Regions from separate parts of the Homo sapiens genome. Here region 1 is linked to region 2. Evidence: chromatin contacts called from ENCODE Hi-C or POLR2A ChIA-PET data. All regions are on one chromosome and are shown on one strand. Each heading gives the region's core, a stretch centred on a gene start or an enhancer-like site at or near the end of the contact. The rest is flanking DNA. Distances are from core to core; before and after follow the strand shown.

Region 1 (5,380 bases), core at 1,785-4,284, 460 kb after region 2:
TCATCAGGCACAGGGAACTACCCATTGGCACTAATGCTACAGCCATCTTGGAAAACATACCAAAATATCATCTATTTTCTTCCTCATTTCCAGTAAGTAAATGGCAACATTTCTTTCTAAGGAAACTGAAAAAATCTAAGGGATCATTTTACTCAGCTTGATACCAAAGTTATTTTAGTTTATAAGTATTAGACATATGGAGTAGCTGTGATAAAAGCAAAGATATTCATAAATTACATTTTTAAAAAAGAATTCTGAGAGTGTTCACATATCTAAGTTCCCACAAAAGTCAGCATGAAAGCAGTAACAGAGGAAAAGAGAAAACAGCTGAGCTGACATCACACAACAGCTAAATGGAAGGGGGATAAATTGGCATAGCCAAATAGACTATTTGACTATAAAAATTAAGAGCTTTAAAAATGTGCAAATCATTAGAATCAATAATTTTACTTCTAAAAATCTATCCTGAAAAAAAGAATCAAAAGCCAAAGATTCCTAAATAAAAAAGTGTGTTTTTTTGTTTTTTTGTTTTTTGTTTTTTTTTTGTTTTTTTTTGTTTTTTGTTTTGAGACAGAGTCTCACTCTGTTGCCCAAGCTGGAGTGCAGTGGCACAATCTCCCCTCACTGCAACCTCTGCCTCCCAGGTTCAAGTGATTCTCCTGCCTCAGCCTCCCAAGTAGCTGAGATTACAGGCGTCCAGCACCACGCCCAGCCAATTTTTTGTATTTTTAGTAGAGATGGGGTTTCACCATGTTGGCCAGGATGCTCTCTATCTGTTGACCTCATGATCCACCTGCCTTGGCCTCCCAAAGTGCTGGGATTACAGGTGTAAGCCACCGTGCCTGGCCTGTAAACATGTTTTTAAGTCTACTTAATGACATAGGAAAATATTCAAGTTAAAGCAATAGGTGAAAAAATTTTAACAGCTGTATATGCAGTATAATCAAAATTATATTAAAATATTATTTTACATAGAAAAAAAGAAAAGATATAAATGCATCAAAACATTAACACTGTTTATCTCTGCATGATGAGATTGTGAATGATTTCTTTTTTGAGACAGAGTCTCATTCTGTTGGCTGGGCTGGAGTGCAGTGGCACTATCATAGCTCACTGCAACCATAGCCTACTCCAGGTCTTATGCTATCATCCTGCCTTCATAGTTGGGATTACAGGTGTGTGCCACCTTACCACACTTTATTCAATTTTTCTTTTTTTTGAGTCGGAGTCCCACTCCGTTGCCAGGCTGGAGTGCAGTGGCGCAATCTTGGCTCACTGCAACCTCCACCTCCTGGGTTCAAGTGATTCTCCTGTCTCGGCCTCCCGAGTAGGTGGGACTACAGGCGCGCGCCACCACGCCCAGCTAATTTTTGTATTTTTAGAAGAGACAGGGTTTCACTGTGTTGGTCAGGTTGGGCTCAATCTCTAGGCCTCGTGATCTGCCCACCTCAGCCTCCCAAAGTGCTGGAATTACAGGTGTGAACCACCGTGCCCAGCCCTTCAATATTTTTAAAGATTATATAAAGAAAAGCATAGCTTCCACACACAGTTCAGGAGTCAGGGCCCTGAGTGAAATGGAGTATAAGGTGATGGAAGATTGCCCCTGGCTTTGAGGATCATCTTGCTGGATGACCAGAGTTTGTTTTTCATCTGGAAGAATCATGGTCCCCCTCTTGGAGAGAACCTGGAGTCCTGGCCACACCTTCTGAGCTTCTGACATTAAGATTCGGTGTGGTGTGTGAGCAGCTGGGAGTAAATGTGAGAACAGTCCTGCCAACTACCTTCTCTGCCCCATCACCACTCACTTCACCTCCCTCACCCCGATTCTCACCCCAGAAAATCAATATTAAGCTTCCCTTTGGAGGGGCCCCTCTTCTTTCTTTTTTTTTTAACCAGTTTTTTTTTCTCTGAAGCAATATCAAACATTAGAACAAATTCACCCACACACAATGATGGCCTCTAAATATTTGAAGACCATGTTGGTCTCCATGAGAGGGCTTCTTTGCTTCAGACTAAACCAAACCAGGTCCTTGTGTGATATTTCCCAAGCCTCTCTTTATCCTGCCAACCCTCCTTGGATGTCACACTTGGAATTGTCAAGGGTCACTTAATAGGCAGTGCCTGGAGTCAACACTGGCCCTCTGTTCTGGCCAGAAAGACACACTGTAATTCTGCTGAGTCTGCAAAGAATGTTCAAGGGGTATTTGTGTCCGTAGCTGCTCGTGCAGCATCTCAGCCTGCGGTGTCAGACTCGAACCCAGAGCTGTGTCAAATGAGTCAGGACTCCCCTCTGCTGCCCTTGTGCACTGGCAGGGGCACTAGGTTACTAGTGCTAGGAGACTCTGGTCAGTGCCCATCTGTGCTGTCACATGCAGGGCCCTGGCAGTGAGGTCTGGAGAAGGAAGAGAAGGGGCAGGGAACCCCACACGTTTTGCTGGTCATTTCCCACCGTGGTCCTGCCACGGGAACCCCCTTCTTCCACCTCCATTCCCCACTTTAGGCAGAAACATCTCTCATCCTTTTTCTTTTCTCCAAGAATCTTCCCCCAAAATCTTGGCATCTCCTATACACATCTGTACCTTTGCTATATCTGTGGGCCTTGTTCTCCCTGTAGGACTCCTCTTGGAAAGCTAACTCCCCCTGACATTGGAGAATTTTATCAAATTGCTGAGTATCCTCCCTTCCCTCTCACAGACCCCATGGCATGCTCAGATCACAGTAGAAGACATTTCCTCTGCTGCCAAACCCATGGCACTCTGAGGCTGACTGTGTCCACCTCATTCCCTCAGCTGTCTTCTCTTTGCTGCTATTACCATGTTCCAAGCAGACTTTGGAGCATCTCCCCCACAGCAGCATGGACTTTGGCAGATTTCTTGGGGACCAGCGATGTCCTAACCTGTTTGCTTTTCCAGGGCTGATGTTTGCAGGGTGTTTTTTTTTTTCTTTTGAACCAAAGCAGAAATCATCCTGTATCCTTATGCAATTCTTCCGGCAGGCTCCAACAGATAAATAAAGCCCACCACCCTCCATGGGTCTACCTTTCCCAGCAGAGCACCTGGGTTGGTCCCGAAGCCTCCAACCACCTGCACGCCTGCCAGGGCCTCTCTGGGGCAGCCATGAAGTCCCTCGTCCTGCTCCTTTGTCTTGCTCAGCTCTGGGGCTGCCACTCAGCCCCACATGGCCCAGGGCTGATTTATAGACAACCGAACTGCGATGATCCAGAAACTGAGGAAGCAGCTCTGGTGGCTATAGACTACATCAATCAAAACCTTCCTTGGGGATACAAACACACCTTGAACCAGATTGATGAAGTAAAGGTGTGGCCTCAGGTAAGTGGACCTGCTGTCTATGAGCTGAAATAATGTGTACATGGAGCTCAATCAGGTGCCTCAAAAAATCACCATCACCCAGTGCAAATGAAACCACAGAGGAGTAAATTCTCTGATTTCTTCCCAGGAGTGAGGGAAGGGGCAGGCAGAGGGCAGGAGAGGAGACATTCTGTATGGCAGTCATGGGTGTCAGGAGGGAGCTGGGTGGGGTGTGAGGTGGTGTGCAGGAGAAAAAGTGCTTCAAATGGTAGTGTGCAGATCACAGACAGAAAGTGTAACTTGCTGGAAAAACTAGGACCCAAGAGACCAGCTCCTAGTTGCCAAGTTACCACTGGCTGAAAATCACGTATCTGTCTTTGGTTTGGTTTCTCTCTAACAAAGACTGAGAATGAATAAAACTAGCATCTGGCAGATGCCTACTATATGCCAGGCCCATTCACATAGATTATCTCATTTACTCTTTCCCGGTCCTGCCTCCTGGTGCTGTGTGGTACATATATTGTTCTTGTCTTACCCAAGAGGAGACCAAGGCTCTGTTGTGTGTGTGTGTGCAGTTTTTTTGTTTTTTGTTTTTGTCTTTTTTTTTTTGGTCCAAAATCATATAATTACTAAGTCTTCAGGCTGGGATTTGATTCCATATCTGTGTTCCTTCTTCTACACAAACTGCCTCCCAAAGAGAGTTACCCACATCCCAGAGAGAAGTCTTGGCATAAACACAATTCACCTCCTCACACACTAGACAGGAAACCAACGCAGCTTGAAGCCAGTGACAAGAAAAATCAAGCTGGAAATATGCCTCGGGGATCAGTCAAGAGATTTGGAGAGGTGGAAAGAAGCTGTCTGCCTACTGCCTGTTTTGAAATTAGATTTATTTCTGATTAAGGACAATTCTTTCAGCAAATATGTATTACAAGCCTTCCTTGGACAAGAACCAGAGATATTAGGTTGAACCATATAAAACTGCCATTTTTCTATATCAAAAGCAACCAAATATTGGCCGTTTTAATGGTTCAACCTAATACAGTGGTGAAAAAGGCACAATATGTGCCCACAAGAGCTTACAATCTAGGTTGGAAAATAAGGTCAACAACAGGAAGCCTGGACCGACTGACGACTGCCATCCGTCTCACAAAGAGACAAAATATTTGAAATCAGGATTGCTCCGGATGGATTTTAAGAGTGCTGCAGCCATATTAAAGCACAGTGGTGGTTAGGAGGAAACGCTGATCAAGTCAGGGGAAATGAACACGCAACACGCACATCTGAGGGAAAAGGTAATCATGAATGGGCATTGTGACTTTTACTAAAGGCAGAGCTTCAGAGTTGGTTCCCTTGAGAAACCCAGGTGTACCCGGTTCCTGTTCGCCAGAGCTGTGAACGCTTTCAGGCAGTCACTCTGGGCACACCTGGACATCATAAAATGCGGAGCTTCTCCCAGGGGAGGGGATGCTGAGGCTTCAGGTACTAGTGAATCAGGCAGAACCAATGAGAGGCAAACAGAGCTGGGCTGAGAGGAGAAAAGGCATACTTGTACCTTCTGGATTTTTCAGGCTTCGAAGACAAGATACAGAAACAGGTGAACTCACAAGAATATCTCCAAGGATTGTTGCAAGCTCCCTCGTGTCTACACTAGTGACATCCAGTTTCCTGTCAGAGGGAGACATGCCCTTCCCCATTATCGCCAGCAGGGGGAAGTAGAGAGCAGCATCGTTGCATGCCGGCACCTGCTGCACAAGCCAAGACAAAGGAAAAACCAAGGACAACAGCAGCAAAAACCTCTAGGAGGGAAAAGAAAACGGAGGAAGGAAGGAAAGCAAATAATGAAAAGGAAGAAAGAAAGAAGGAGAGGGAGGGATAGAGGAGATTAAAAAAAGACAGTAAGATATTACCCTACACCACCTTATTTTGCAGCTTGTCTGAGAAAAATCCAAACTTGCATTTTCCAAAGCACTGCTTGAAGAGTGAAATCTTAAAAAATTAAATAAATAATAAATACAAATAAGTGTTAACACCCATTTGTAGTTTTCAAATAGAGCTCAGAGTGAGGGCTG
Region 2 (5,532 bases), core at 517-3,016:
ATGTGGAGAGTTCCCAATTGAGTGCCTTATGTATTTCCTCTTTTCTTGGCCTTCGAGGGAAGACCCCAAATTCTTTTTAAAACTTTTTTTTCTTTAAATTTTAGGGTTTATAAGTGTTTCCTCCTGTAAACTTTAAGTCAATCAGAAGTGAAAGACACTGATGTATTCTCATTTTTGCCTTTATTCCCAACCTTATCCTCAGGTCATGGCTTTGAAATAGTTAATTCCTACCTGAGTGTGGCCTTGCCACCTTAATAATCTACATTATCCATCCACAATATTTATTAAGTATGATAATGCTCAGAGTAGGACGATGAAGTGGGAACAGGAAGCAATTAGAATTCAAAGACCTGGGTTTGAGTCCAGACACTTCCACTTCTTTGCTGTGAACATTTAGATGAATCATTGACTCTTCAGAGCCAGTGCTTACTGAACTGTAAATGAGGAGGATAACATTTGTCTTATTTTCCTCACAAAGATCAAAGAATAGATTGTCAATGAAAGCCCACTGTAAACTGTAAAATGGAAAGTAACAGTTAGTAAAATCCTTGTCTTATGGAGAAAGAGAAGGAGAAAGATGGATGTCAAAAGAAACAGAACCTATGAACTCATTCTTGTGGTTTTTACCACATTATAGGAAATGACAGTGTGACCGCAGGGAACAACAGAACTCTTGAACACAGAACCATCAACGAGTTTAAATCAATGTCGGCTAAACCAAGTGGTGTCCAAAACAAGGTGGGCATGGAATGAGAAAAGTCTGATGGGAACAAGGAGGAAAGAATTTTAAAATCTGAAGGAAGGAAAGGAAATGTGTTGATGAAAAGGGAGTGGGTAGAGAAGTCACAGATGAGCAGGTTGAGTTCAGGGCAAACTATGAGAAATGTGGTCATGGACACAGGTGGGGCAGCTGGTGTGGGGTTTTAAAGGGAGGCAGAAAGACTGGGTTCACATGAAGAAATGAGGAAGCATGAGAGATGGCATTCTGTGCTGGAGAATAACATGACACAAAAGAAAAGAGTTTGAGGGAAATTATTTAACAGCTGTTGTCAAGGTGAGCTGGGGTAGTGAGTGCCTGGCTAAGAGGGCACTACTGTAAGCCAGGTTTACATTGAAAGGGCTCCAGGAACTGTAATCCCAGCACTTCGGGAGGCTGAGATGGGCGGATCACTTGAGCCCAGGAGTTTGAGACCAGCCTGGCCAACATGGTGAAACCCCGTTTGTACTAAAAATACAGAAATTAGTTGGAGGTGGTGGCAGGCACCTGTAATCCCAGCTACGTGGGAGGCTGAGGTAGGAGAATCACTTGAACCCGGGAGGCGGAGGTTGTGGTGAGCCAAGATTGCACCACTGCACTCCAGCCTGTGCGACAGAGAGAGACTCCATCTCAAAAAAATAAAATAAAAATAAAGGGCTCCAGGAAATGGAAGGGAAGGATAGAACCAGAAGACACTGTGGACAATTAGCATAACCTGGTGCTAAAAGCTGAAAATGATCCTTATGTTGGCTTCCACCAGCCCAGAGACCTAAAAGGGGAGAGAGTCTCTGTTTTTTGATAGTCACCAGAGGAGAAAACCGAGAATGCATCAACATCATTTTGTGCTGTGTGTCTTATTGTGGGCATTATGTTTATCCCAGGACGCACGGAAGCGAGGCATAGGCTGGAGACTGGAGACTCGGACAGCACTTATCTGTGGCATGCAATGTAGCATTCTTTGTTCCCCTGTGGAACACGTTTGTGGCATGTTCCCCTGTGGTCAGCCTTCTCTCACTCCTGATCTCCCATGCCCATGAGGGGAAGGACTTCAGCTTATTCACCACGGCACTCTCTGAGCCAGTGCAGTGCCTGTTCAGGGTACAACACACTGTGGAAGTACTGACTGATAAGCCCTACGTGCTGGCAGTGGAGATGGCTCTGTTGGAAGCAGAGGATGGTAGCTGGTGCCTACATTTCCCGCTGGTAGAGCCCCTCCCCCACATTTTTTTATTTTTGAGACAGAGTCTCGCTCTATCACCCAGGCTGGAGTGCAGTGATGCAATCTCGGCTCACTGCAACCTCCACCTCCCAGGTTCAAGCGATTCTTCTGCCTCAGCCTCCTGAGTAGCTGGGACTACAGGTGCTTATCACCATGCCTGGCTAATTTTTTTATTTTTAGTAGAGACGGGGTTTCACCATGTTGGCCAGGATGGTCTCGATCTCCTGACCTCATGATCCGCCCGTGTCGGCCTCCCAAAGTGCTGGGATTACAGGCACCAGCTGCCGCGCCCGGCCTTTTTTTTTTTTTTTTTTTTATTTAGATGACACAAGACCCTTGCTTCTCTTTTTTATCCCTTTAGCTGAGCTATTTATTTGCTAGTTAGTACCTCCAGGGCACGGAAGAGGAAGTAAAACTCAAATCTCTCCTGCTTGTTTTTCAGCGGTTCTGACAAAGGTCTTGACAGGGTAGGAGTCTGGGGCTCCTGGGTAACATAATATTTTGGTCAGCTTTGTGGATTCTATTACTATAGAACCGAAAGAAGTATGAAATCATATCCTCATTTCCAGTCAAAGAGATATCAGTCCCTTACCCTCAAATTAGGGGCTAGCAGGTAAAATAGTTATGATCCTATTTTAGGAGGTAGTTGGATGTGGCTAAGCCTGCCTTTTCAAACCCTGATAGAAAGAGGTCATCCCACGTTTCTGTAGTTAGCACCCAAGCTTCTTTGGTAATTGGGCGAGTCAGGCCATTAACTAAAGTCTCCATGATTTTCTTAAAAACTATTCACATCACTGACAGCACCTGGCCAAGTGCTAAGATCAGCAGCTTAGTGCATAGTTTTCTGTTTGATCACAGAGAGAATTGATACACTAGACTCTTGCATGATAGTTCGAAGTTCACAAAACTATTACAGCATGTAATTTCCCCTTTAAAATAGAATAAAAATGTGAACTTCACTAGTGCTGGGGATTGACTTTGTTGGGGGCTGTTTTCTGCAAACCAACACATTCTTATTACTTCAAGAGAAGCAAGAGATTGAGGGACTTCTTCCTGAATGTTGCCTTCTCAGGGTGTGTAATTCAGATAATGCCTAGTAAAATGGCCAATAACCTGAAGTGTGAACCCTTCCCAAACCATTTGAAAGGTGTCTGAGGGGCCAGGCGCGGTGGCTCACGCCTGTAATCCCAGCACTTTGAGAAGCCCAGAGGGGCAGATCGCATGAGCGCAGGAGTTCAAGACCAGCCTGGGGAACATGGTGAAACTTCGTCTCTACAAAAAATACAAAAATTAGCTAGACGTGGAGGCGCGCCCTTAGCTACTTGGAAGGCTGAGGTGAGAGGATCGCTTGAGCCTGGGAGGTCGAGGCGGCAGTGAGCCGTGTTCTCGCCACTGTACTCCAGCCTGGGTGACAAAGTGAGACCTTGTCTCAACAACAACAAAACAACAAAAAAGAAAAGTGTCTGAGGTCTGCTGTAATTTGAACTGGAGATGCATAGAAAGGCACAAATCTGGAAGGTCTCAAATAGTCTCTGCGATATTTTAAAAGTTAAAGAAATATGGTGAGCCTAAGGGAGGAGGAAGGTTTGCATGGCTTTCCGGTCTTAGTTGTTTCCGGGCTCTCCAAGATCCTAGAATGTGCTGCTTCCTGACAGTGTTTCCTGCCATCAGAGGCCTTCGAATGTAAATGGACAAGGCCAGGCGCAGTGGCTCACACCTGTAATCCTGGCACTTTGGGAGGCCGAGGTGGGGCAGATCACCTGAGGTCAGGAGTTTGAGACCAGCCTCGCCAACATGGTGAAATCCCGTCTCTACTAAAAAATACAAAAATTAGCCAGGTGTGGTAGTGGGCGCCTGGAATTCCAGCTACTTGGGAGGCCAAGGCAGGAGAATCACTTGAACCTGGGAGGCACAGGTTGCAGTGAGCCGAGATCGTGCCATTGCACTCCAGCCTAGACAACAGAGCGAGACTCTGTCTCAAAAAAAAAAAAAAAAAAAGAAAAGAAAAAGAAAAAAAAAAGAATGTAACTGGACAATCAGGTTTTGCAGAGGGTGGGGAAGAAGTGTGGGATTTATTGATGAGTTGGGAAGTTCAACTACGTCATTAGTTCTCAAAGTGTGGCTCATAGGCCAGCAGCATCAGCATCACCTTGGAACTTGTTAGAAATGAAAACTCTCTGGCATCCAGACTTACTGAACCAGAAAATCTGGGATGTGGCCCAGCAATCTGTGTTTCAGAACCCCTGTAGGTTATGTAGATGCATACTCAAGTCTGAGAATCACCAGACTAGATAAGTAGGATCATCTTTGACTTTGAGATTCTGCTATCGTCTAACTCTGGGAGAAGATTCTGAATTTTGAGGCTCAGATTATGCCACCTAACTGTGATGGTGAAGCACGAGAGATCATCTTACAGTGTAATAATAATGAGACAAGTTTCCCGAATAAATATATATATATGTTTGTATATACATATATAAACAAATATGGGCTTCTGTTTTTGTTTTATTTTGGTTTTGTTTTGTTTTTGTTTTTGTTTGGTTTTGAGATGGAGTCTCGCACTGTCGCCTGGGCTGGAGTGCAACGGCGTGATCTCGGCTCACTGCAACCTCCGCCTCCCGGGTTCAAGTGATTCTCCCGCCTCAGTCTCCTGAATAGCTGGGATTACAGGCACCCACCACCATGCTCGGCTAATTTTTTATATTTTCAGTACAGACGAGGTTTCACTATGTTGGCCAGGCTGGTCTTGAACTCCTGACCTCGTGATCTGCCTGCCTCAGCCTCCCAAAGTGCTGGGATTACAGGCATGAGCCACTGTGCCCAGCTGAAACCTTTCCCTAAATGTTGGGCATTTTAAGGAAATTTTTAGGAAATTTCCAACTTTTTGCAATGATAAGTAATGTAGACGTGACATTCTTATATATCAATCTCTCTGTATTTCTGGTAATCTGTATTTTACTTAGAATAAATTCCTAGAAGTATATGAACAATTTTTAAAAGTGAAAGTAAATGAACTAGATCAACGTATATTAATATTTATAACAGTTCTTGACACATGGGTCTACATGCTTTTCAGAATGGCTGTAACTGTTGATACTCTTGCCTCACTGTATGAGTGTCCTGGTCTCCCCATACCCTTGACAGCAATGAATATAAAGACAAAACAGCTGTGCTAATTGGTCAGTGAAACATGGCATGCCTTTCTCACTGTTTTAATTTGAAAATCTTTTCTTCCTTTTTTAAAAACTTGTGATATTAAATATTATTTCATAGATTTATTAGCCCATGACACTTCTTCTATGAATTCTCTGTTCACTATTGCATTGTTAGTATTTTTTTTTTCCGCTGGATTCTAATAGCTGGTTTCTTTATACCTTGTGAGAATTAACCTGATCTTTGGGATAGCGATTGCAAACATCTTGTCCTTAGTCTTTCGAAGATTCTATATTGATTTTTGACTTGTAGAAATTAAAATTGGTTAACAGTCAAATATGTCCCTTTTTCCTTAGAAAATCCCTGCCCCCAGTGTAATTATGATCATCTATTTTTTTTCTGG

Evidence for each region. Hi-C counts contacts between places; a loop is a spot of excess contacts on that map. ChIA-PET counts read pairs that join two places held with the same protein, here RNA polymerase II (POLR2A). Pooled maps may share reads with other maps.
Region 1: a loop to region 2 is called in a pooled map, with 3 times the contacts of the local background. The contact joins the promoter of AHSG here to the enhancer-like site in region 2. A Hi-C loop is called at or near these places in 2 of 50 pooled maps. POLR2A ChIA-PET finds 5 or more read pairs at or near these places in 2 of 52 experiments (SK-N-SH and activated T-cell).

Annotation. Positions count from the first base shown.
Region 1 is chr3:186,610,026-186,615,405 of GRCh38, forward strand. AHSG (alpha 2-HS glycoprotein) reads left to right here and starts at 3,035. Exons shown (of 7, transcript NM_001622.4): 1 at 3,035-3,329. The coding sequence starts at 3,117.
Region 2 is chr3:186,150,690-186,156,221 of GRCh38, forward strand. The region is part of intron 24 of DGKG (diacylglycerol kinase gamma); the gene reads right to left. Among named protein-coding and RNA genes, the nearest start is that of ETV5, 44 kb to the left of the region's middle. Within about 2 kb of position 1,767, at least 4 of the 41 ENCODE cell types and tissues checked have a DNase peak (open chromatin) inside an H3K27ac peak, as active enhancers do.